Regions from separate parts of the Mus musculus genome. Here regions 2 and 3 are each linked to region 1. The links are chromatin loops, found by intact Hi-C in ENCODE. Cell type or tissue: left cerebral cortex. All regions are shown on one strand.

Region 1 (8,000 bases):
CCAGTATATATACATCAGAGGTGTATCAAACCTAAAAGATAGCCCTGAGCAATAACTCTGTTACTAATCCCTCCTAATAATGGGTTAAAAAGATGTAGCTTACCTGCAACACTAGTGATTGTTACTGGAACTCCCTGAACTTGAACACCCGCAGCACCCAGGTTGGCAACGCTCACTGTCTGAAGGTTAGGCACTGATGCAAGCTGGGCAGTATTCAAAGTTATTGGGGCACCAGCAACAGCCACAGGAGCAATCTGAGCAAGAGTTGTGCCACCACTTGAAGACACTGGGGTGATGGTTAACTGCTGGGATAACCCAGCATTCTGAACTTGCAAATTTGAAAGACTTTGAATATTCTGGACCTGGACAGTTTGCCAGCTGATTTGCCCTGAAGGTGTTAAAGTTGGAGCCCTGATAAGTACCTGAGTCGGGTTTACTGCTTGAAGTTGAACATTCTGCAAAGGCTGCTGCTGGATGGTCTGAATTGTCTGCCCTGACTGGAGCTGAAATGACTGTGGTGGGATAGCTTGAATAATCTGCTGCTGAGGCTGCTGGATCTGGATTTGCTGCAGGATAGGCTGGCCTACAATCTGTACTTGTTGAAGGGAATTTGACTGGTCTTGTGCATTCTGAATTCCGTTGGACTGAAGCTGGCTGGAGCTCTGGGCTTCAGACTCAGTAGCAGCAGGTGTCTGTGGTTCTTCAATGGTGCGTTCAGAACTACTGGCTGATGTGCTTGCATACTGGCCTGTATCTGCTGAGCTCACTAATGTGTCACTGCTCGTCAGAGTTGTTGATGCGGTGGTTGTGCAGGTAGTAGAGGAGGAGGGCGATTCAGGCATAGTACTGGCGGGAGCAGTGCTGGTGGTGGGCGTAGAAACTAACTGATTCCCATTGGAAGTCCCACTGTCAGTAGTAGTAGTAGGCTGGCCGACTTGTCCAGTCCCTCCTCCAGCAGTCACGTTATTTATTACTGGCAAAGCTAAAGTCACTCCTCCAATGTTAATTGGTAGGGTTGTTACAACTTGAGCCTGAGTACCAGGAAGGGTCTGCAATTGCAATGGTATTGAAACGCCAGGTCTAATTTGTACTGGAACTGTCTGATTTGCCAGGTTTTGAGCAAGGATATTCCCAGAAGCTGTCCTGTTAGCAGCCGTGAGGATAGCTTGATTATTACCTGCAGAAATGAGCTGAATTTGACCCTGCAAATCCTGTAGAGATGAACTACTAGTTGGGTTGATTTGAATTTGCTGGCCTTCCACCGTCTGAAGTTGGGGGATCACTTGGTACTGTACACTACCGCTTGGGTTTTGTACTTGTATGACTTGAAATTGATTAGGGGTGGAAGGATTACCTGATTTAGTTTTTGTAGGAGAGGAACTCCCGTTATTACTGCTGGAAGAACTAGATGAACTAGAAGCTGGCTGAGAAACGTTATTTTCTTTTGAAGCAGGAGGAGTGGAGGCAACAAGTTGCCAAGCGTTTCCAGCAAGCTGCGTCGTCACCAGTTCTAGCTGCTGTGGCTGATTCTGAAGTTGCACCAATCCTTGGCTTGGATCTATAATAATCTGCTGTTGTCCAGTTGCTTGATTTTCACCAGGAGTCCCTATTTTGCTGCAAGTAGCTGCCAGTAAAGCCAGAGGAGAGGGCTGAGAGTCCTACCCAAAATGGGAGGGGAAAGGAGAGGGAGGGGAAAAAAGTGGGCGGATTTAGTGGAAGACAGCAGTCGGGAGGGGGTTATTTATTTTGAGAGCTCTAAGTATCAGAACACACTCAATAGGCAGCAGAATTAAAAAGGAAATATGAACAAAAGCAGGTGATAGAAGCTATATGAATAAAAAGGCAAGTCCTATTACATAAAGTTTAAATAAAAAGGAATTTTCTGGTAAACTTTCTTAAAGTGTTATTCTTCTAAACTCAAAATGCCCTTGGGAAAATAGACACCTTCTTCTAACAGTCTGAATTCCTGGTGTAATATAAACATCGTTATAGCCTCAACGATGGGAAATCTTCAAGAATTTACGATTTAAGTTCCTCACTCAGAAAGATGCTTTGAATGGATAAACATTTTTATTCTGTTCTTTACTTCTGGGTACTTAAAGAGCATAACTCCCTCTCTTCCCTAAAGCTTTGTGTTGAATTTTCTTTTAACGTTTGCTTTTACCTGGGAGCCTGAGGTTTTGGGTTTTTTATTGTTATTCTCTGGCTCAGAGGTTTTCCCTCCTTCTGTAGCCATCGCCGCTGCCGCCTCCTCCTCCTCCTCCTTCTTCTGATCTGCAACAACCCCCCACCACCACCAACACACACGACAACAGGTTATTAGGATTATTATTATTCGTTCTCCTCCCTTCTTCCCCCTCCCTCCTCTTGAACATTAATCTCCGTAAACCCGCGATCCGTGCACACCGGCAGGGGGTGGGGGAGAAGGAGGGTAGGGAGGAGGGGGCTCTCACGAAACGTGGTTTGAAACCCGACCCATAGGCTCCAGAGCAACACCCAGAAGGAGGTTGTTCTAGCTCAGACATTAAGACAAAACACAGCCCTCCTTCCCTCCCCCTGGTTCCCTCCCGCCCTCTCCTCCTCCCCTTCCAGCATCTCGGCGGCCCCGGGGGAGGGGGAAGCGAGCAGGGTCTGGGGAGGGAGGGACGAAGGGAGGCGGTGAAGGAGACCGAGGGGGGTGGAGAATACGTACCGCTCATCCCGCATTAACAGGACAAACCCTCTCAGAGACACTGGGATAGAGGTGGGTGGGGGTGGGGGCGAGGCGGGAGGAGAGGCCGGTCCCGCCCGCCCGCGGTGGCTCGGAGGAGGCTGTAGCTGGCACAGGCTCTGCCTCTTTTTCCGCGAATGGCCGCCGCTGGGCTGTGGCGTAGCAGCTCCTCTCTCCGCCCGAGCCCGGCTGACTCGCCCTTGATTGACAGCGGCGGCGCGCGGCGAGGGCGGCGGCGCGGGCCGGGGGGCGGAGCCAGGGCGGCGCGAGCGCGGCGACTCCCCACCCCCCTCGGCCTGCCTCCGCCGGCGCCGCCGACTCTCCACCCCTTCCCCCAGCGGATTGGCCGCCGACCTGCCGGGGCCGGGGCGCTGGGGCCGCCCTTTCTCCTCCCCTTTGCCCGGCTGGTGCTCGCTGCTGTTCGGCTTCTGCCTTCCCGGCCCGCGGAGCGTGCCCTCTCGGTGAGCTAGCTGCGGTTTGCTGCCGGCAGGCCCTCCATACAGCCAAACTTGTTGTCTCAGGATATCCCGCCCCCTACTCAGTTCCCGGCGCCCTCCACTCAAAAGCGCGCCGCAGCATCCTGCGAGGGGCCGCGGAAGGAAGACATGGAGCTAGGCTTAAGGGAGAGGAGCGGGGCGAGCGCGGGGAAGCGTGAGCTCCCTGCGATCCCGTGGTCTGAGTGGACTGCCAGCTGCCCCCTCGGCGTGAGCATGGCTTTTCCTAAGGCGCATCCGGACCCGGGCGCCCTTTTTCCCTGGCTCGGCTCTCATTGGATGAGGCCGCTGACGCACAGTGAGTCGTGGGAGGAGGCGGGCGGGCCTCTCCCGCAAAGGCTTTCGGGCCTCGTAGTTTTTGACGGCTATTCCGATTGAGGCACCGCCTTCCTCCCGCCCCCGAACGCGGCCTGGCTGCGGAGCCTAGAGCTGCCCGAGGGGGCGGTGGCAGCAGGGCGTGGCCGGGGCCGAGTGGGAGTTGAACCCCGCGCGGGGGGGAGGGAGAAATGGGTGTTGTTTGCCTGGGCCTATCGGCCGAGTGGGGCTGCCCGAACCGCCTCTGCCACCGCCCCCTCAGCTGAAAGCCGCTCCCCGCGGGGCGAGCTCACACCCGGAGCGCGCGGCGATTGAGCGGACCGAGGTGTTGGGAGGCGGGGTCTGGTGTCCTCGGGGTTTGAATGAAGCTGACTTGGGGTACATCCCCTTCGCCCTGCTTTCTTTGCTCACCTAGCTTGCCGGGGCCTCCGGTCTCAGCGCGAGGCCTGTGTTCCCACCGAGCAGGAGCTTCCATTTTATTTGTCGTATCTCTGGCTGGCTGCTGGTGCAGATTAGTGACTTGTCTTCTAGGGTGGCCACGAGTGCGCCTTAGAGTCTGCGTTCTTGGCGCGCTTCTCGCTCCTAGAGGTCTCACAAGGTTGTCCGGGCAAAGGAAAGCCTGGCTGCATGTGGGTCAGCTCTGGTCATGGTTTTAGCGTAAGCTTCTAGGCAAGTGGAATTCACAGCTAGCTGCGCAAAGCACTTTGTCAAATGCTCCTGAACCGGCCCCTAGCTTCTCTCCAAAGACATGAAATCAAGATACCAGGGACCGACCATATGAGCGACTGATGAAGTGTACCAAAGCTGGAAATAAGTCCCTAAAAAGAACCTTGGGACAGGACACCATTACACACTAGGCTTAAAGCGTTCCACATTTATTGACGTGGACCCCACATTCAGCTTTGGGTGTTTTTGTCTGGTGCCTGAGGTCTGACATATTGTAAGAGTGAGTGAGGAGTCTGGTTCTGTACTTTACTAGTGTTTCCTTGCTCAAGTATTTAGGGTGATGACAAAGCTGTAGCAGTAAAGTAAAGAAGCTGGAGTAAATTACAATGTTGCCTACTCCATTTTATGAGCTGAAGATACTATAGTAATCTCCTCCCATACACATCCCAATTCACTAGATCTTAGAAAGCTCAGAAGTGCTTGCTATATTATAGATACACAGTCTCACCTCAAGCACCGCCCCGATCCAGTTCGCCATAGTGACTGAAGACCAGGCATGAATTGGAGAGTTCCTTGTGGTTCTCTTTAGACAACTTGCCTTAGAGAAGTAATCGCAGCGTATTTAGATTTACAAAATGTCCTAAAGGTTCTGCTCCCTGTTGGTAAGTACTGGTATCCAGGAAACAGGGACAACCCTAACTTTTCTGAGGACCAAGAGCTGCAAGTTTCTAGCTGAATGTTTGCATCCCCAAGACCTAAACTCTGATACTGGGACTCTGTCCCTTGATTTTTGGAGTCAAGAGTCTTTGGTGCATTGTGGTTAGATGAGGTCACTCATGAATAAAACTTAGCAATCTTAGAACTTCTATCCTTTATTTTGCTGCCCCCCCATGTGAAGTACAATGACCACAAGACCCTCTCCAGAACCTGACAGTCCATGTCTTTATATCAGGCTCCTTCTAAAACGGTTAAAATAAACTGTTGTTGATAAGCTCTGGGTTGTGTTATAGCAGCCAGAGCTGATTAAAACACTGGCTGAGTCTTGAGACCTGGTGACAAATAAACTGCTTCTTAGGAACTCTTATCATATTATTATCCATGTAACAGAAGGCTTAGCTAGATGAGATATTGCCAAGAGGACAGCCACTCCCGTAGTACCATCCTAATTTAACCTATGTACTGTTGTACTGTGGTTGGCTTAATATTTCTTTAAATCGTTTTGCTTGATTTTATAGCAGTTATTTTAAGAATTTTATATTAGCTGAGCATGGTGGCTCATTCCTTCAATTCCAGCACTTGGGAGGCAGAAGCAAGTGGATCTTGTGAGTTTGAGGATAGCCTCGTCTATATAATGAGTTCCAGGCCGGGCCAGCCAACCAATATAGTAGGGCACTTTCCTTAAAATCTGATGAAAACCAGTTCTGCTATAGAAATGACAATCCCTAACAAAGACTCTCCTTTGACCAAACTTGAGCCATCCTCTAAATCTTATTTCTAACTTAGCCTTTTAGCTCTGCTTGCTTAGTCCAGTTTTAGCAAGTAAACCTGATGGGTCAGTTTAGTGACAGCCTCCCACCCTTGGAATCTAACCAAATTCCTTATCACCTGTTCTTGATATCACCCACAGTGGTAGTTTTGTCAGTAATTTTCTATCCACTGACCTACCTGTTCTTGACTGCATATCTCTACTTGCTCTTCTTCTAGGCACAGTTGAGCTGGGATTGCATTCATGCAGCACCACACCTGGGTTATGTGGTGCTGCTAATCAAACCCAGGGCTTCATGAATGCTAGGCAAGCAGTCTGTCACTGAGTGACCTCCCCAGCTTGAATACTATGTTTAACTCCTGAAATATCAGCCTCCTGGAGTGGAGGCCAAAGGCCAGGCAGGACTTTGAATCTGCATAGTGTTGAGAATAGTCAGGCAAGGAGATTGAAGCAGCTCTACAGGTGGCTTGATTAAATAGCTTAGGAGGAGGAACTTGGGCCCAGATATGACATGAATGAGAAAGGTTTCTTTTCTGAGTCACCTTCAGTTTCTCTCTAACCTAAAAGGCTTCGAGAATCATCCAGCCTAAAACAGTTCCATGTTTACGATCCACCTTTCCACAAAGTACACTGAATGAGAGTAGTTGATCAGGAATCAGACACCACCTCGAATGATGTATTTACAAGTGGCCTCATTAGTCCATAAGAGACAATGCATGGTACCATAATAAAGGCCTGGAAAGTGTTCAAAACTGTATTTAAAATGTAAATTTCTTACCCAGTAATAGCCATTTTTAGAAAGCAGAAAGTGCCACGCACACCCCAGTGAAGTCTTCTTGGCAGGCCGAGAGGCCTGGAAGCACTCACGAGGCAAAGAGGTTCACGGAAACTCACCTCCTGGAGCTTTGGTGTTCTCATTAACCCGTATACTCATACCCTATTCCTGCGTTAGTCTGGTGCATGGATCCACGTGCTCTCTTTTAGTATTATTTTATTATAAGTGCCTTTTAAGATTGAATTCTGACATAGCTAAGCCTTCGCCAGTGTTCCAACATCCTTGAAAGTCCTTGAACTGACCATGGGCTTGGAATTCAGTAACAATGTTGCCTATTCAGTGACATTCAGAATTGCCTCTGGTATTACTCTATCACTTAGAATAAAAGCCAAGTTGCTCCCATATACAGGAATTTACAATGGTTTAGGAAGTAGATCGGGCTGTGATTTTAGAGTTTTGCATTCATGAGATGGTTAGCTAGAACGGAACTCCCTAATTAGAACCATGACTTGGGTGTGAAAGCTCTTGACCTAGGAATGTAAAGACCTCACACCTGGCTTCTAAGACTATAGCTGACCTTAGATAGGGCTGACTTTGTCTCAGTTGTTTTATTGCCCAGTTCCTGCCAGTCTTTGTGTTTACATTCCTCTGTTTTGTGTAAGAGTCATTAAGCATCCAATAACCTCATTTGTACCTTGCCGATGTGTCATCTAACTTTCCTATTCTGTATAAAAAGTTTGATGCTCAATTTGACAAATTACATTCAGATTCTACACAATCTCGCGTGTTGGTCTGTCTGTCACTCGCCAACTCCTTGCCCATCTGCACCCAGAGACCCGTTCCACTCAGACAAGGGACCCAGAGGGTCTGCGGCAAGAAAGAGTTCAAAGTAATTGACTTGAATATAGAGCATTTGCAAGAAAATGGATAAAAGTTGACTGAATGTGTGGGCCTTTTAAAATTTATAAATAGTGTTTGTAAGTGGCATTATCGAATGTAAATGACCAAGTAACAAATACAGATAAGGACCCAGACAGCCTGTGTATGAACAGCTAGAATTAATAGCTTGGTCTTTCATCCCGTATGCTCAGTTCCTTCACGGAAAACTAATGTACAACTATAATTCATGATTTTTAGGCAGAGGCATGAGGTTCACCAATGAGTTCCAGGACATACGTTCTAGACTATATATAGCAGTAACATGCCTCAAAAACAAACAAACAAACAAAAAACTTGGAAAAAAAAAAAAGAAAAGAAAAAGCAAACAAAACCCATTACATTTCACGCTTTTTAGCACATCAAGTTTTTTATGTCAGCCAGTTTATTTGTTGTTAATTCAAATTAGGATAAAATGAATAGTTCTTGGAAAGTACTGGGGCATAATATTGGTTTATGCATTCAGAGGACTATAATGTAGCCAGCAAATAAAAGATGTTTAGTCATTGTAAAAGTTGAAATATAAACAAAATCATTTTCTTAAGACTATATAAGGTTGATAATCAAAAAATTCATCATAAACCTGGCTTTGCAGTGTGCATGGTAATCTCTTGTCTG
Region 2 (8,000 bases), 250 kb before region 1:
ATCAACTGTTAAGCTTGTAGATTATCCTCAGGGACCAAGAGGAGGTTGAGCAACACAAATTATAGCATGTGTGAAGTTCAGGGTGTCCTTACAGATAATGCCCGGAACAATACATGCTAAAACACTTGCTAATCCAGAAAACGGGATACCTTCCATAAAAGATGTAGATCACCAAAACAAATCTAAAGAGAAATAAAATCTCAATAACTTCCTATCTATTAAAGAAATCCATTACTGAAAAGATTCCCATGAAGAAAAATATTGGTCCAGACACTTTCACGGATTAATTCTACCAAATACTTTAGCAACAAATAATACCAGTCCCACGCAAAGTATTAGAAGCAAGACACATGATGGCAGCATTTCTCTGATGCAAAAATCAAACAGGTTACACAGAAAACACTACAGACCAGTATGCTCTGTAGTAAAGATTTTTAAAAATATCGAATAAAATCACAACATATTGTATTCAGCAAATATGTAAGAACAAGGCCTCGTTTTATGCCAAGAACGTAAGACTGAAGGACTGTTTATCATTAGAAAGACAATTGCTATAATGTTCAGTAAATCGACAGAATAACAGAAAACATGTAAAAAGCTGTAAACAACAAAATCTGTGGAGGAAAACACAGTTGAAAACTCCAAGCTTTGGCTAAGTAAGCTTCCTTAACTAGAATATTAAAAAATCAAGATAGTAGCCGGGCGGTGGTGGCACACGCCTTTAATCCCAGCATTTGGGAGGCAGAGGCAGGTGGATTTCTGAGTTCAAGGCCAGCCTGGTCTACAAAGTGAGTTCCAGGTCAGCCTGGGCTACACAGAGAAACCCTGTCTCAAAAAACGAAAAAACAAAACAAAACAAAAAAACAAAAAACAAAAAAAAAAAAAAAACAAAAAAAAAAACAAACACCAAAAACTAAAAAAAAAAAACAAAAAACAAAAAAACCCACGGAGATAATTGGTAAATATTTCATGATATTCAAAACTTTTATCTTTGATGGGCATCATCAAAATTGCAAAAAAGAAAGCCACAAAATAAGAGAAAAGTTTCATATTGTGTGTTATCTAATAAAGGAACTGTTTACACAATACAGCATTAAGCACACACACACACACACACACACACACACGCACACACACACACAAAACTCTTTCTCTCTCTGGGAATGGCCAATAAACACATGAAAAATTACTCAAGACTGTGAGCCTTAATGGAAATATTAAAGTAAACTCATAATGACACACTACAATGGCTCAATTAAATCAGCTAAAACCTACCAAATAATATCATAATGTCAGCATTGCTAACAATGTTAGATATTTAACAACATAAAGCAATGGAATTCTCACTCACTAATGGTGAAAGTTTAAAAGGAGTCAATGACCTTTGCAATGTTGCACATTTTTTTCTAAGTAAAGCATGCATTTGCCACATGACCAATCTTAAATATACCCCTAGAAGAGACAAAAAATGTGTTCATGCAGAGATTTTCACAATGTTCATAGCAGGCTTATTCACAAAGGCTATGGATTGGAATCAAGGCAAAGTCCATCAACTGGTGAATGGGTAAAGGGCGTGCAATATGTCTGTACAGTAGAATACTCAGTGATTAAAAGAACAAACTCCTGGTCAACACAGAAGCTTGGACTAATCTTAGAAACGAAATGTTTAGATAATGATGCTAGAGAGCAGGAAGGAAATTGTAGGCTTATCACACCCACACTCCCCTTCTGCCTTAAGGAATTGTATATGATCCTGGTCTACATGTATATAGACCAGGTGTATATGACAACTATTCACTGATGGTAAGTAATAAGGAAACCAACATTAAAACAGTTCTTTGGTATTCATAGAACAACTTATTAAGTATAAAAGCTAATTCACATACTATTAAAATATATCAACTTATTTTTACACATGAGTACACACTCGCATGTAGAATATATGTCAATGTGTGTGGAGGCCAAAAAACATCTGATGTCACTCCCGAGGCACTATTTATACCCCTCCACCACTTTTCTTTCACTGTTCTGGTACTAGCAAAGTTAGGCTAGGCTGGCTAGCTAGTAACCCCCAAGATCCAAAATCAAGATAAAATGTGTTCCAAACTTTTTGAAACATGTTGAGGAATAATGGTGTATGTGTAGGGGAGCCTTCCTTAATTAAGTCATGTCTCTACAAGTACAGTAAACGGTGTATGTACATTAAGGTGCTACAATTCATATGTCAGAATAGAGTTGAATCTAAGCTAAGCTGTCTCAGGTAGCATTGGTTATTGTTGTGTTGTGACAACATGTTATGTGTTCAGAACCAAGATTGCAGCGAAAATCACAGAAATGCATCTCCAATTCATTATACATTATATTCTGAATAAATTCTTGTCCTTGCACATTCAGAAACTGTTGCCAACTTTTCCTGGACCCACATTTAGTCACTTGAGCCCCTAAGGGGTCATGGCTCACAGTTTAGAAAGTTGAAATTGATAGGAACTCCAGAAAAGATATATGTAAGCCTTAATCACAGAGAGTTGTGTGTGACAGAAGGATTAGTTTCCAACTGGCACAAGGGGCCTCCTTAGAGTTTAGGAGCTGTCTTCTCAATCTGAATATTTGTGATGTTCCAACAGCTGCTCACTTGATGGAAGCATGCCAGTGCACCAGATTACACCTGGATGACATAATGGAAAAGCTAACAGTCATGATGGGTATCGAAGATGCACCTGCAGGTCTTCTTATGCAGGCTGCTGGTGGCATATATATTGGCTGAGTGTTTGAAGAAAGGAGGTCAGCAATGTATTTTAATCATCGTCTGGCAATTTTACATCTAAGATTTTATTCTGTGGTTGGGGGAAGAGCTCATTACTAAAGGGTTTGCCACACCAGCTTGAGGACCTGAGTTCAGTCAGTCTTCACCACCCATGTAAAAGCTATCTCCAGTAGCACACACTTGCAATTCTAGTGCTTGGGAGGTGGAGACTGGAGGATCCCAGAGGCTTGCCAGCTGCATGGGTGATCTCCCGTGTCAATGAGAGATCTTGCCTCAAAAAGTAAGGAAGAGAACATTTGAGGAAGACACCTCTGGCCTCCATATGCACGCATACAACCGAGCACATACATGCATACACCTGAAGACTCTGAAACAAACATACTTTTTAATAAGAATAAATTTTAGTTTAATATCAAAAACAAAAACAAAACAAACCAACCAGAAAACAAAAATAAGCCTGCCACACCACACAAGGCAATAAAGAAATTGTAGATGAGTCATAAGAGGGATGATTTTGGAGATGTGGTAAATTATACTTCCAAAGATTTTCAATAGTATAGTAAAATATGTACAAAGAACATTACAAAAATGAAACTAAATAAAACCATGCCTCTCTAAAATATAAATTATAGAATAAAGTAGAAAAACTATAACAATCATGATGTCTAGTTGGCAAATAACTTCTCTTTATACATGTCTGCATTTACCAAATGCTTTATAACTTGTGAAAGTTCTGTTTACAATAAAACAGCAATGAAAAAGCTAATATTAAACACTTGGAATTACCACATAACTTGTACATACTGATTTGAGTGCTGGTTTCATTACACAAGGGGTGAGTCTATCATGGAGACAATTATCTCTATAAAGATCATGAGGAAAACTATCTCTATAAAGCGATCTCAGAGAGATAAGTTTTCCATAGGAAATTAAATTCTCTGGAAAAATAAATGGCATGGTCAGAGCGAGCCAACGTTAGGTGGCATAAGTGTACCACAGTATGTGAGCTGCGAGAGAAGCACTTGCCTGAACAGAGCTTTGAGGTTTTCTGGTAATTCGGTTCGACCGGCATATCCTGGGTTCAGAGTAATAAATATTCCAACCGAGGGTTTCAGCGGGATAGTCTCTCCAAGAAATACAAATCTACCATAAAGAGAACGTTGATGGAATTAAATGTGTTCACTGAACATGAATGCACACTGACAAATGCAAGCCCCTGCAAAATGCAAATGTGTATTAGAAAGCTGTTTGTCCTGGGTAATTTTCTTTAAGATTCATAAGCACACACATTTCGAATGTTTTGAAGCATATTTATTAAAAACAACCCCCCTTCCCGTCTAGAATCACAATATGGGAAGCTTTTTCCCCCTCCCCACAGCCTAAAATGGAAGAACGGAGAGCTAGCTGACTGCTTAAGATTTAATCAAAGGTGATGACAGTTTTGCCTTCAGTTCCTTGAATGGAGCACTGCACAGAGAGTATCCATGCTCAAAGGAGCAGGAGGAACGACTCCCTGTCCAGTTTCACCTGCCCGCCCGTTATTCAGTAAATCTCTACTAAGCATCTCTGCATGGTAGGAATGTCTGGTGGTCAGGACAGCAGGCCAGTGGGCTCTGCTAGGCTCAGAGTACAGAGCCATCAATGCCACACATTAGGCATGACAATTATCCTCTTTGTTTCAATTTCCTCATTTAATAAAAAGGGAGAATAATCCTACCTACTGGTGAGGATCTGAAAGAATATGAAATAATGGTTTGCAACACAATACCCAGGGCATAGTAAATATCCAACGGATATTAGCTATGAATACTGCTATCTTCACCACGCTAAGGCTAGGAAGAAACAACGATTTTCAGAAAGAAATTATGAGTGCCCAGTTAGACCTTTGATGACCAAGGCAATAAAATGGTAACAAGCAAAGTAAGCTTTCAGACAGGGCCAAGCAGACAAAATGTAAGGTGACCTCAGAAAGATCTCTTGAAGGAAGGGGGAAGGCTAAAGTGGTGTCTCAGAGGAAGGAGAGCAGAGACACAGATACTGGGGCTTTCTGGGGGATTTAGATACTAGGTAGCTAACAGCAGGTGATTATTTTAATGGTTCAGGTTAAAATGGAGAAATCAGGATTTTCCAAAATGTCAATTAAGGGAAGGCAGGCAAGCTTGGCTCACAGAGGTCAGGAGTGTGGTCAGGGTCTAAGCATCTCTCTCCCAGCATTCATAGCAATGATGGGCAGGGCCTCCAAGCAGAGGGAGGAGCCTCTAACAGATGGACTCAGCTTAGATCTATGGCTTAGAACCTGAAGGGTAAGGAGAATTTAATCAACTCATGAGACCATGATGGAGACTTGCAGCCTGTTTATGAACAGGAAGAAGGAAGAAGGGAGAGGCCTTAAAATGCAGGCAGAGGCACCACCAAGTATGCCTGGGAATTTTCAAATCACTTCTGACTAAATACATAAATCTGCATGACAAAGGACGGCCTCAGATGACTTTATCGGGATCCCAGATAATGGGATTCCGAGTAAAAGTCAAATATGGCCGGGGATCTAACTAAAATTCCACTGAGACAGAACCAGAAGTGAGGTGGGTAAGGCAGCAGGCATCTGGATGTTGGAAGCTGGTGTTAGGACCCAAAGGTGGAAACATATTTCTCTGACAAACTGGAAACTTCTAGAACAAGTGCACAGCTCTGAGAAAGGGATTGGGGTGGGAATCCTTTATCATTGAGGTGGGGGAGAGCAGACTAGAAGTGTTCTCGTGCACAACAGAAGTAGCTGAGCAAAATACCCTAAACATGGGAGAGATGAACAGGCTGGCTAAGCCCAGCTGTATTCGTGGAAGAAGGCCACCAAGAGAACTACATTCACATGGTGTATCATGCTTATTCTGAAATTTTAGTCATCGAATTCCAAATGCTTTGCTTTCGGAATAAGGTGCCACAGGACAAAGAGTTTACATTCCAGATACATCTGGGATGGTGTTGCCCCCAGTCACTCATTGGGAGGGGTCCCAACAAAGCGGGTAGAGATGGAAGATCTGGCACTTTGACTCTAGTGTATTAAATGACAGAGGCTTAGGAGACCTCAACTGCATTCTTGAGTTGCCATATGCAGCCATTTCAGCAGAAGTCTGAATGATGAAGGGAGAGGACATATAGATGCCTGTGCATTATAGTACAGAGGTGAAGCTTGGGAGCTGCATAAAGTCAAAAAGGGAGAAGGTGGAGGCAGGGGGAAGGCCTGCAAGCACGAGCCTGAGAGATCCAGCCTGTCCAAATCCTTTCCATCAATCAACATGGGGCTCTGGAAGGGAGGCCCTGTACTTTCCAGATGAGAGGAAACCTGGAAAGGGACAGTGTGGGGGAGGGGGTGTCCTATGCCTTGGGTGAAGCAAACTCCTTGAGACTTGCCAGAAGGCCAAGAAAGATGAACACTGAAGCCTCTTCACGGACCTCAACACAAAGCTACTAGTAGAGATAGGTGGCTGGGTTATTCAGCATTACTATTTGCAATTATTTTATCCATTTAACATGACAGAGATGAGTTACAAAATTCTGAGAAGGTAAGGTTATCTTCTGACTGTTCGGTGCGAGGGGGTAGGTGGATAAAAAGAACCAAGGAAGGAAGCAAGCAAGCAAGGAAGCAAGCAAGTCAGCCAGATAGCCACAGGCCCACCTCTTTCTCCCGTTCCTGATGGCGTCATGAATCATCTTCACCTGCACTGCCACTACAGACAGAACCTCCACAGCGATGCGGTTGAACTCATCAAAGCAGCCCCATGCTCCCGTCTGCACCAGTCCTTTATAGATGTTTCCTATGGACTACAAGGAGGTGGTAGAGTCAGAGTGGAACAGAGGGTCTGGGACACTGACAGGTGGGACAGCTCTGATCTTAAAAACCAAAGTGCTCCAGGATCCAGAGCACTGGGTACCAACACGACATCACACGTGGAAGAATCCCCATGTTGTTAAGTTTTGCTTCACAAAATGACTAAACCTACTGAGTAAAGTCACCTTAAGTCACAGTAGATGTACATGTAATACAAATGAACTGCATGGTCAGACTTGGACTGCAGGCCTACACTATCACGAAGATGAAAATATAGAAAAACCTGAAAAATTCAGAAGTGAGAAATACTTCATGGCTCTGAGCATTTCAGACAAGGTATATGGCTCTCTCCAAGTGGGATTCATGTGGCTGGAACATATTTTATGCATTTAATAACTTACCCTGTAGTCCATTTGCTCTGAGCAGTTGAATACGTAAACCATCATGCCCAGGGCACGGCCAAGGTCTTTGGTGGTTTCCGTTTTCCCTGTTCCAGCTGGGCCAGCCGGAGCGCCGCTCATGGTCAGATGAAGTGATTGAGTTAAAGTGATGTAACACCTTCACACAACAAAACACAAACACTGCAGTCAAGCCTGCTCTTTTACGGTACACTGAGTCTAAATGATTTTCTTTTAAAAAGTGGCTAAAAACCAAAGCCTAGAAGCAAAAACCAACTGTGAGCTTTGGATTTGTTCATGGCAAATGTGAATCAGCCTTCTAGGTTGGCCATTTAAAACAAGTAGAAAAGAGTGTGCTATTTTATTTACCCACTGTCTCATCTCCTAAGGGCTGAGATAAAAATATCTTTATTTGTGATGTGATTGAATATCTGATACTTCTAGGTGAAGATATTATTAATAAGGTAGATAATACCTCAAACTGGGTATAGACAGACTAGTGAGGGGGAATGGGCCTTAGATGATGATAAGTTAAATATGACTGCATTAAATTGTTCTGTAACAAATACACTAAGAGTTGAAATGTGCATGTATATGTGAGCAAGAATATATGCCTACTTCAATACAGAAGGTGATTGCAAGTGCACGGTACTATACTGACTAAAACACTGCAGTCAACGTACTTTAGGAATTTATTTAGAATGTGTTGCACATGCATTTAGACCATGATACTTATTTGGGTAGGTAGAGGCCAGAGGTTCTGAGACTAAAAGTCTCATCCAAAGGATAGAACTTAATATCTGCAAAAGGAGCAACTAGTAACAAGTATTCCTCAAGCAGCTGGTGATCTTTACCTGGGGTCTCCATGCTATTTCTGTGTTAGTACAGATAGTGACAGTCATGCCTAGAGTTGGTAGACCAGGGACTAAGATCTAAGATCTATTCTGTAGATCATCAGATATCATCAGCCCGAAGCCTTCTGACCTCTGCATCCTGAGGCCTCTTATCTACA
Region 3 (8,000 bases), 71 kb after region 1:
TTGGTCCACAAGGTAGCATAAAGAATCCTGGGAATCCTGCGTGTCTTGCTGCATCTGCTGGCAGTGTGACCTCATCACGTTACTTAACTCCCACGTGGCCAGGTTCCCTGTTTACAGCACCTATAGAGAAGGGTTGTTTCCAAAAGTATACAGTTGGTGTGTAATGAACCAATCCTGAGGTCAGGGAGGTTGTGGCTCAGTTGGTGACGTGTTTGCACAAACATGAGGATTTGATTTGAACTCTATAAAAATACAAGGTATAGTGATATACTTGTAATCCCAGCACTGGAGGGCAGGATAGGAGGATCCCTAGGGCTTGCTAGCCAGCCAGTCTAGTTGAATTCATAAGTCACAGAGTCTATGAGAGATTCTGTCCCAAAAAATAAGGTGGGAAGCAATTGGAAGACACCTGATATCAGCCTCCAGCCTCTACATGAATATTCACATGTGTGTACAGACATAGGAACAGACACATACATATGGAGTGGGGGAAAGGGCAGGAGGGAGGGGTAGAAGGAGAGGGAAGGGGAGAAGGAGAGGGAGGGGGAGAGAAAGGGGAGAGAGGGAAAGGAAGAGGGATGGGAAGAGGGAGAGAAAGGAAGGGGGGAGAGAATAGTACAATAGTTCCTGACCCAATCAAGGCACCTTGTTAACTGTTATTCCCTCTTCTTTCCACTTCCAAGGAAAACTGATCAGTCACCACCTTTGGTCTTTACCTCCCGAGATGCTCTGTTAGCCAAAGTCCTGAGCCTATCCTGAGGTTGTGTTAGATGTCTTCTGTTACTTCCTGAGTTTAGCACTTCTGTTGTACTTAGCAGATTTGGTGCCCTCCCTCCCCTTTTTGGGTCTCACCTGTCAACCTAGCATAGTGTTAGGCCCCATTACCCTTAATTACTATTAGTTAAATCAGTAAATGGATGAGTTGTAGTTAACTAGGGTGATGATATATGGTAGGTTTGTTTGTACATAAGAAATGAATGCACTCAAGGCATAATGTGGACATGAGGCAGCCACCGAGAGAGGCCGACTATGTGATCCATTCTAATGAAGTGGACATCTGATGTAAACTTCTTACAGGAAGAAAATAAGCTCAGGAGATGTTGATTTTTAAAGGACGCTCAATGACTGACATGCACGCTGGTTCATGCCTGTAATCCTAGCACTTGGTAAAGGTAAGGCACGAGGACTCTGACTTCCAGGCCAGTCTGGACCACATACTGAAGCTTTGTCTCCAAAACTAACCAGACCAAAGCGAAAGGGGCCAATAATGTAGATAGTAACTATCTACACCTTGTGAGAATAGGAAAGATTTACCTTTTCCGGCCCCTTCCTGTCTTTCCCCCTGCTTCCTGGGTACTGGAAGGGAGCATCTTTGTTCCATCACACCCTCCCTTTCTTGTTTCAGGCCTGAAGCATCAGATTAAGGACTGAAACCTGGAACCCAAGTAAACCTTCACTCCCCTTAAATAGTTTCTCTCAGCTCCTTAGCAGCAGAGACTCCAGCCGCACATAACTTAAGAAGAGGAGGAGAGAATATTGAGAGACAGACTGCTGAAGTTTCCATCTGTTCAGGGCCTTGTACAGGAAGGTGTCCATCCAGAAAAACAGTGTGATAACTAATGGTCAGGGTTTATTCCAGGAATGGCTTTGGACAAAGCCTGGGAACATAAAAAGTATAATGTGTGGGTTTTAAATTAAACTGCTTGGGAACTTCTCCAGAAGAGTGTATAGTTCTCTCTCCAGGTTACATACGGGTGAGAGGACAACTCACTGACTACTCGGAGATTTAGCCTGGTCCCCTGAGAAAGGTATTACTCCCTCCCAGCCAATCTCCCCTTAAAGGCCTCAGGTGTTGCCACAGTGGCAATCCAGCCTAAGGATGAAATTGGGAGCACGTGACCATACTCAAACCATATAGCATCCACTAATACAAAGCTTGTTCATGGGTCTGAGTGTGCTATTTTACGTCTTCCTAGGAGACAACGGGGAAAATTGTCATCATTCATATTCTTTCTTCAGTGAGCATAACTGAGGTTTTCAAGACCATTTATTGTGGATGTACTACCTTCAGCTATAATAAATCTCAACCATGTAATGCCACTAAAATGTCAGTCTGCTGGTAGAAAAGATGCAGGCCAAACATACATCCCTCATTTAATACAGTTTTATGTTGCTCAGGTTAGCTTCAAACTTGCAGTATAGCCCAGGATGGCCTTGAAGTTATGATCCTTCCACCTTAACTTCCAGAGTGTCAGAATTACAGACAGGTGTGTGCCACCATGCCCAGTTATGTAGGACTAGCATGGAAGCCTCGGCTTCAAACATGTTAGGCTAACTCTGCCAACTGAATTACATCCACAGCCCAACTCCAGAACTTTACTTCATCCAATATAGTGTCTGTGGCAGAACCTAACGCTTATATGAATTTCCTCCTTTTCTGGCCTCAAGAAAAGAACTGCCAGTCGACAGTGGCCGTATTTCATTGTCCTCTTCTTTAGTGATTGAGTGGTGGTTAGAGTTTAGAAAGAGTAGTTATTTTGAGTGCCTCATGCAGATTGCAATAATTCACTTGGGAAGTATTTTTTAAAAGGCATTGGAAGAACCATAAAGCTCTCCTTTCCCTAGGGACCAGCTCTTGACACTCAGGAGGGAGCATAGAAGATTGCTTTCTCTTGGAACTATGTACCCTCACAAGGTGCCGCTTCCAGGCGAAGGCAAAGGAACAGAGCTGCAGGCAGAAGAGCAGACCCTTAAGCAGACTCTATCCAGGCAAAAACTGCCTTGATTTATAGCATTTTGTACGCCTCTTTATCTGTTATTTCAGATCACACATTCCCTGGTGCCTGACACTTGAAGGTATTTCTCTAGGAGTCAATTTATTGTGCCTCCCGGGCCCCAGTAACTTCAGTTTGCTTAGAGCAATCTCACAGAAGAGCACAAAATGGGTTTGACATCTAGTAACCTGAACAGTTTAGCCTGTGGAAGAGTAGCTGTAAGCTGCAGTCTCTCACAGTGGTGGTTAATGACTAAGTGCTAACTAGCTGTGGCTGAGGTGCTGCGGCTAGAACATCGAGCAGAAAACTATGGCTCATCTGATGAGGTTTAGTGCTGAAGAGCATAGTTGCACCAGATCCCTAGTACGCTGCCTGTAAAGAGAGACCATTGCTTCTTCCCACACCAATCCTCCACACAGGGGATGCAGAGCTTGGTAGAACTGAAAGTTCAGCTGATATTTTCAATTCATAGACAGGGGTATCCAGGGCCCAAGGCTGGCTGCAATGTTACTATGTAGCGATCTTCCTGACTCCACCGGGAAAGCGCAGGTATCTCAGGCATGGTGTGCACGCCTGGTTTATGCGGTGCTGGGAATCAGTCTAGGTGCTGGGTTTGTTTCCCAACCGAATCATAAGTGCTAGGTTAGCACTCTATCAACTTAGCTATACCTAGCCTCAGTTTTTAGCTATCTCCAGCCTCAGTTTTTAATCTTTAACTGAGACAATCTCACATGCTCTCAGTTGCTGATTCCACTGCCTCGGGCTGGTATCAGTGCTGGGTTTGCAGGTGTGCATTACTACACTAGGCATGACTGAGTTCTTTACAAATGGAGAAATGTCACTGTACAACCCCATAAAGTTCGTCATGTTAAATGGTCAATGTGGACAGTACAGTCTCACATGGTACCTCAGGCCTACTAAGTAGTTGAGGGTGGCTTTGACTTCATACCAATCTTCCTGTTGCAGTTTCCTAAGTGCTAGGATTACAGGCAAGAGAACCATGCTCTAGGTAATGGGTTCAGACCACGTGACCTCGTCTCAAATAGAGAGCTCACTCTTTTCATTTCCCTTTAAACTGAAGATAGAATCCAGGGTCAGAATTTTGGATTTGAGTTAGAATTAGTAACTATTTGTATACACACCTTTTCCTTACATGGGCACCTCTATTGTTTTGCTGCAGTTAAATCATCAGCAAACCTGGGAGTATCTTGGATATGAGAACAAAGAGCTGAGAAAATGGATGGGTACGGTGGCACACACCTTTAACCTCAACATTTCAGGTGCAGGAAGCTCTCTCTGGGTTGGAGGTCAGCCTGGTCTACATAGCCAGTACCAGGCTAGCACCAGCTACATTGTAAGGCCTTGTCTAAGAACAGTAGCAACAAAAAGAACCAGGAAACTTAATACTGCAGAGACTACAAGATGTGGCTCCTCCAAGTGTCTCTTTAGATATGACACAGGCACACTGAACATCAAAAGGAAACAGTTCTGTTTGGAAGAGGCTACTCTCTGTTCTTTGTGGTTTATGTTTTAGGCAGAGACATGTTAGTGAGTGAGTGCTTCACACCCACTTGGTTCTATCTCATCCGTTTGTCCCATCCAAGCAGATGTGATATCCCCCCCCCACCCCCGTACTGAATTTAAATCTGCAGTTTAGCAGGAAAGGCACATGTGCGTTCGAAGAAGAAGGCAGATGGGATGATTGGAGGCGAACCAGGCCTGGGGAAGGAGTGGCTAAACCTTCACAGGGGTTTTCCAAGTATATCTGAGTAAGTGGAACACGCTCATCTCTAAGGGCAGCTTTTACATTGAATGAGTAGAGGAGGTGGAGGGTGTGACTGTGTTGAGACAGAAGGCTGACATTCCAGGGAGAGGAGACAACACAAGACCTTAAGGTGGAAAGTATATTTCCTTATCAAGGAAAATGCCCACAGTCATAGGGTCAGACATCTGCATTATTGTTATAAACCTGAGGATCTCAGCCATCAACTTGTAGAGTTAGTGTGCACCTTTCTGCTTTACAAAGAAGGCCACTGTTAAGCAGTGCTCAGTCACTATGTTGCCTTCTTTCTTTTGTTTCCCAGAATTTCAACATTGTGACATTTATTCACTATCAACTACTTAACTCACACTTGTACCACCAACCCTTGAGGTCCTGAGATGCCAATGAAAACAGATGAGCTTTGCTCTCCAGGCAGCCTGTGTGAACAAGAGCCATGGCATAACAAAAGGCAGGTCACTCCTGGCTTCAGAACCAGAAAGAACCAAAATATGACAGACCCTCCTCCACCCAGTCCATATCTTTCCCCCACCCTCCCTCATATGATCTCCTTCGCAAACTGCTTCTTTCAGGCTGTAATCCCTCCTAGGGATTTCTTAAGCTCTCCTTTATTTCAACATTTAATTTTTCGTTATTGTGATAAGAAGTATCATACACACGCACACACAAAATGAAGTTTACTATTCAAACCATTTCGGGTGTGTAATTTAATGCCACTGATAGATGTGTTCACACTCCTCTGCAGCAGATGTGTTCACACTCCTCTGCAGCAGATGTGTTCACACTCCTCTGCAGCAGCCTCCAGAATCAGTTCCCAGAATCTTTTCATCATTCCAAACAGAAATGTCTCAGAAATGAAATGATAACTATCTTTATTTCCCTTTCCTCACTGTACCTGGTAACCTCTATTCTACTTTCTCTTACTATGAATTTGCCTATGACTGGTAACTAGTAAAAGTGGAATTAGGTTTATTTCATTTACATATTATCTAACTTCATTCACATTGTGGTATGCATTAGGATTCTCTTCTTTTTAACGAGTGAATATTATTCCCTCATAGTCATACCATGTGTTGTTTACACTCCTTATGGAGATCTGGGATTGCAGGGTTATGTTCCATACCCTCACTGGCCGAAATCCCTTTATGACAGTTGTCAAAAAATTTTTTAAAAAAGTCTTTTAAAACATTACATCCCACACTCTAGGTCTGGAATAGATACTGTGACATAGGGAGGGTAGCCTTGATTGGAGCAACAGAAGAACACATATCCTAAATACTAGAGTCTTTCTGGCTGAGACCAGAAGAGGCTGTTAGAGATATCTGAACAGGAGAGTTCTGTTGAGGATACTAGCCCTGGGGCTAATTATATTTGATGTTAATTCCGTTCTCCGGTGAGGGGTTGTGAACAAGGAATGAGTCAGCACTCAGGTGATTTCCTGTAAACCTGCTTCCCACCTTAATTTGTAAAATAAAAGCTAGAGCTGGTGACTGGGCAGAGAAAAGAGGAGAAGGTGGAGTTGAAGGTTGGGGAGAGAAAGGGAGAGAGGACAAGGAGGACAGAGGAGGAGGTGGAAGAACAGCTGAGCAGAAGCACATGGCCTGGAGAAACTACAAGTTATATGGGGTCTCACAGATGGTGAAGATGATAGTGTAGTGGTAGATGTGCCCAATCTAGGTGCACAGCATGTATTCATATTAATTGAGTTGCGTTTTCATTGCTGGGCATATTTGGGTTGGAGATTTCCCGCAACATCGTTAAATAGAGTCTGTGTATCCCGAAGGCATCCAAGGTGGCTCTACATAATAAACTTCCAGAAAATCGGGACTTGATGCTCAGCTGCAAGGTCTGGGTTCTGACAAGAACCTAGATGAACCTGAAGAGGATTTGCCCTCAGACCCTGTGCTAAGCTCCAAGCCTATGGACATCCATCTCAATTTGCTCTCTGAGCAGAGACTCCAGCCATGTTGAGACACGATGAACCAGGTCACACCACACCACACTCACTCTGACTTGGAGCAAGGAGCTAACGTATTGACATTGTTCAAGCCACTGAATTTAGGAGTCAGTACTTAGTTCTTCCATACTCCAAATATACCAGTGCTCTGATGCCAATGTTCCCTTCCTCCCCTCCCCCAGTGTCTCCCCACCACCTCACATCTCCCCCAGATCCCACCCTCCTTTGCCTTCAGACAAGAACCGCCCTCCCAGGGACTTCAAGCAAACATGGCATAGCAAGCTACATAACACCAGACTCAAAGCATCATATCAAGACTGGACAGGCAACCCAGTAGGAAGAAAAGGGTCCCAGGAGGAGACAAAAGAGTCAGGGACAGTCCCTGTTCCCACTGTTAAGATTCTCAAGAGGACATCAAGTTACTCACCCAAACATATATGTAGAGGATCTAGGTCAGACCCCCTATAGGCTCCCTGATCTCTGTGAGTCCCCATGAGTCCCACTTAGTTGATTGGGCCATGTTCTTGTGATGTGTCTGACCCCTCTGGTTCCTCCAATCCTTCTTCCCCACCCCTCCATAGGACTCCCAGGTCTCAGCGTAATGTTTGACTGTGGTACTCTGTATCTGCTTCCATCTGTTGCTGGATGTATTCTCTGCTACCTTTGAGGTTCTGCTAGAGCCTTTCTTCTTTAAGTTGCTTTTGTTTCAGTGGTGAGAAAAGAAAACCAAGACCACAGCTTAGACAGTAGTATACTCACCTTGATGGGAAACATCTTCAGCTGACTACAGTCCTTAGTGAGAAATTCAGATTCGATATGGACTTTAATCCTTATGCGAACCAGCCATATTACAGACTGAATATTATAAGTTCATTAACTTTAAATATTGATATGGCAAATCAGATTGTTTTCTATTGCACGTGAGCAATGAAAACCTGCTTACGGAGGCAGGGGGCCATCAAAGCGAAAGAAGCATCAGAGTCCATTTGATGTTTTTAGAAATTCCCCAAAGCTCAAGCTGGGAGTGGAAAGCTCTGTGGTTAGTAACATCCTTGACAAAGGTGCAAAATCAGTATTACCTAATACAGTCACTTTGCCTAATAGGAGGCTGAGGTGAGAAAGGCCAAGTTGTTTGTTTGAGGTTGCTCAGTAGGTGCTGGAACCACCAAGCATGATTCAGACTGCACTGCACTGAGCATCTGACAGGGTGGTTCCTGGAAGAAGCTCTGATGGCTTCCCCACCCTCCTCCTCCACAGGAAGAGCTCTGCAGTGCTTTAGAGCCTTTTGGGTTGCCAATGTCATCAGCAAATTCATCTTTAGTTTGCAAGCTCTGCCTTGAAGAGCAGTACCCTTCAGGACGCTCTACCCTGCAGAACAGCGGGGCTCTCTAGTGAGTCAAGTCTGGCCTAAAGATAACAACAGCTGTCTTCCTGTGCTTGTGGAAGGAGTCTGAGCTCTCTGAGAGAGTTTTCTCTCTTTTCAAATGGA

Evidence for each region. A loop is a pair of places that touch in the nucleus more often than their neighbours do. Peaks named below come from ENCODE experiments on the same cell type or tissue, not always from the same donor. Only the 100,000 strongest peaks of a DNase experiment are listed, where the experiment ranks them.
Region 2: a loop joins it to region 1, with 2.0 times the contacts of the local background. A loop is called at or near these places in 2 of 42 quality-filtered maps.
Region 3: a loop joins it to region 1, with 2.2 times the contacts of the local background. A loop is called at or near these places in 8 of 42 quality-filtered maps.

The regions. Positions count from the first base shown.
Region 1 is chr12:118,298,535-118,306,534 of GRCm38, forward strand. Sp4 (trans-acting transcription factor 4) reads right to left here and starts at 2,906. Exons shown (of 6, transcript NM_009239.4): 1 at 2,693-2,906; 2 at 2,165-2,274; 3 at 104-1,658. The coding sequence starts at 2,699. In left cerebral cortex, CTCF peaks have their summits at 2,841 and 3,627; DNase peaks (open chromatin) are centred at 657, 1,604, 2,958 and 3,583; H3K4me3 peaks cover 3,454 bases; H3K27ac peaks cover 2,513 bases.
Region 2 is chr12:118,053,303-118,061,302 of GRCm38, forward strand. It overlaps Dnah11 (dynein, axonemal, heavy chain 11), which reads right to left. Exons shown (of 82, transcript NM_010060.3): 33 at 6,992-7,148; 34 at 6,438-6,583; 35 at 3,791-3,907. Among named protein-coding and RNA genes, the nearest start is that of Dnah11, 140 kb to the right of the region's middle. In left cerebral cortex, a CTCF peak has its summit at 3,752; a DNase peak (open chromatin) is centred at 3,761.
Region 3 is chr12:118,369,076-118,377,075 of GRCm38, forward strand. No RefSeq gene overlaps it. Among named protein-coding and RNA genes, the nearest start is that of Sp4, 72 kb to the left of the region's middle. In left cerebral cortex, no CTCF peak of the experiment used is centred here; DNase peaks (open chromatin) are centred at 4,477, 5,294 and 7,828.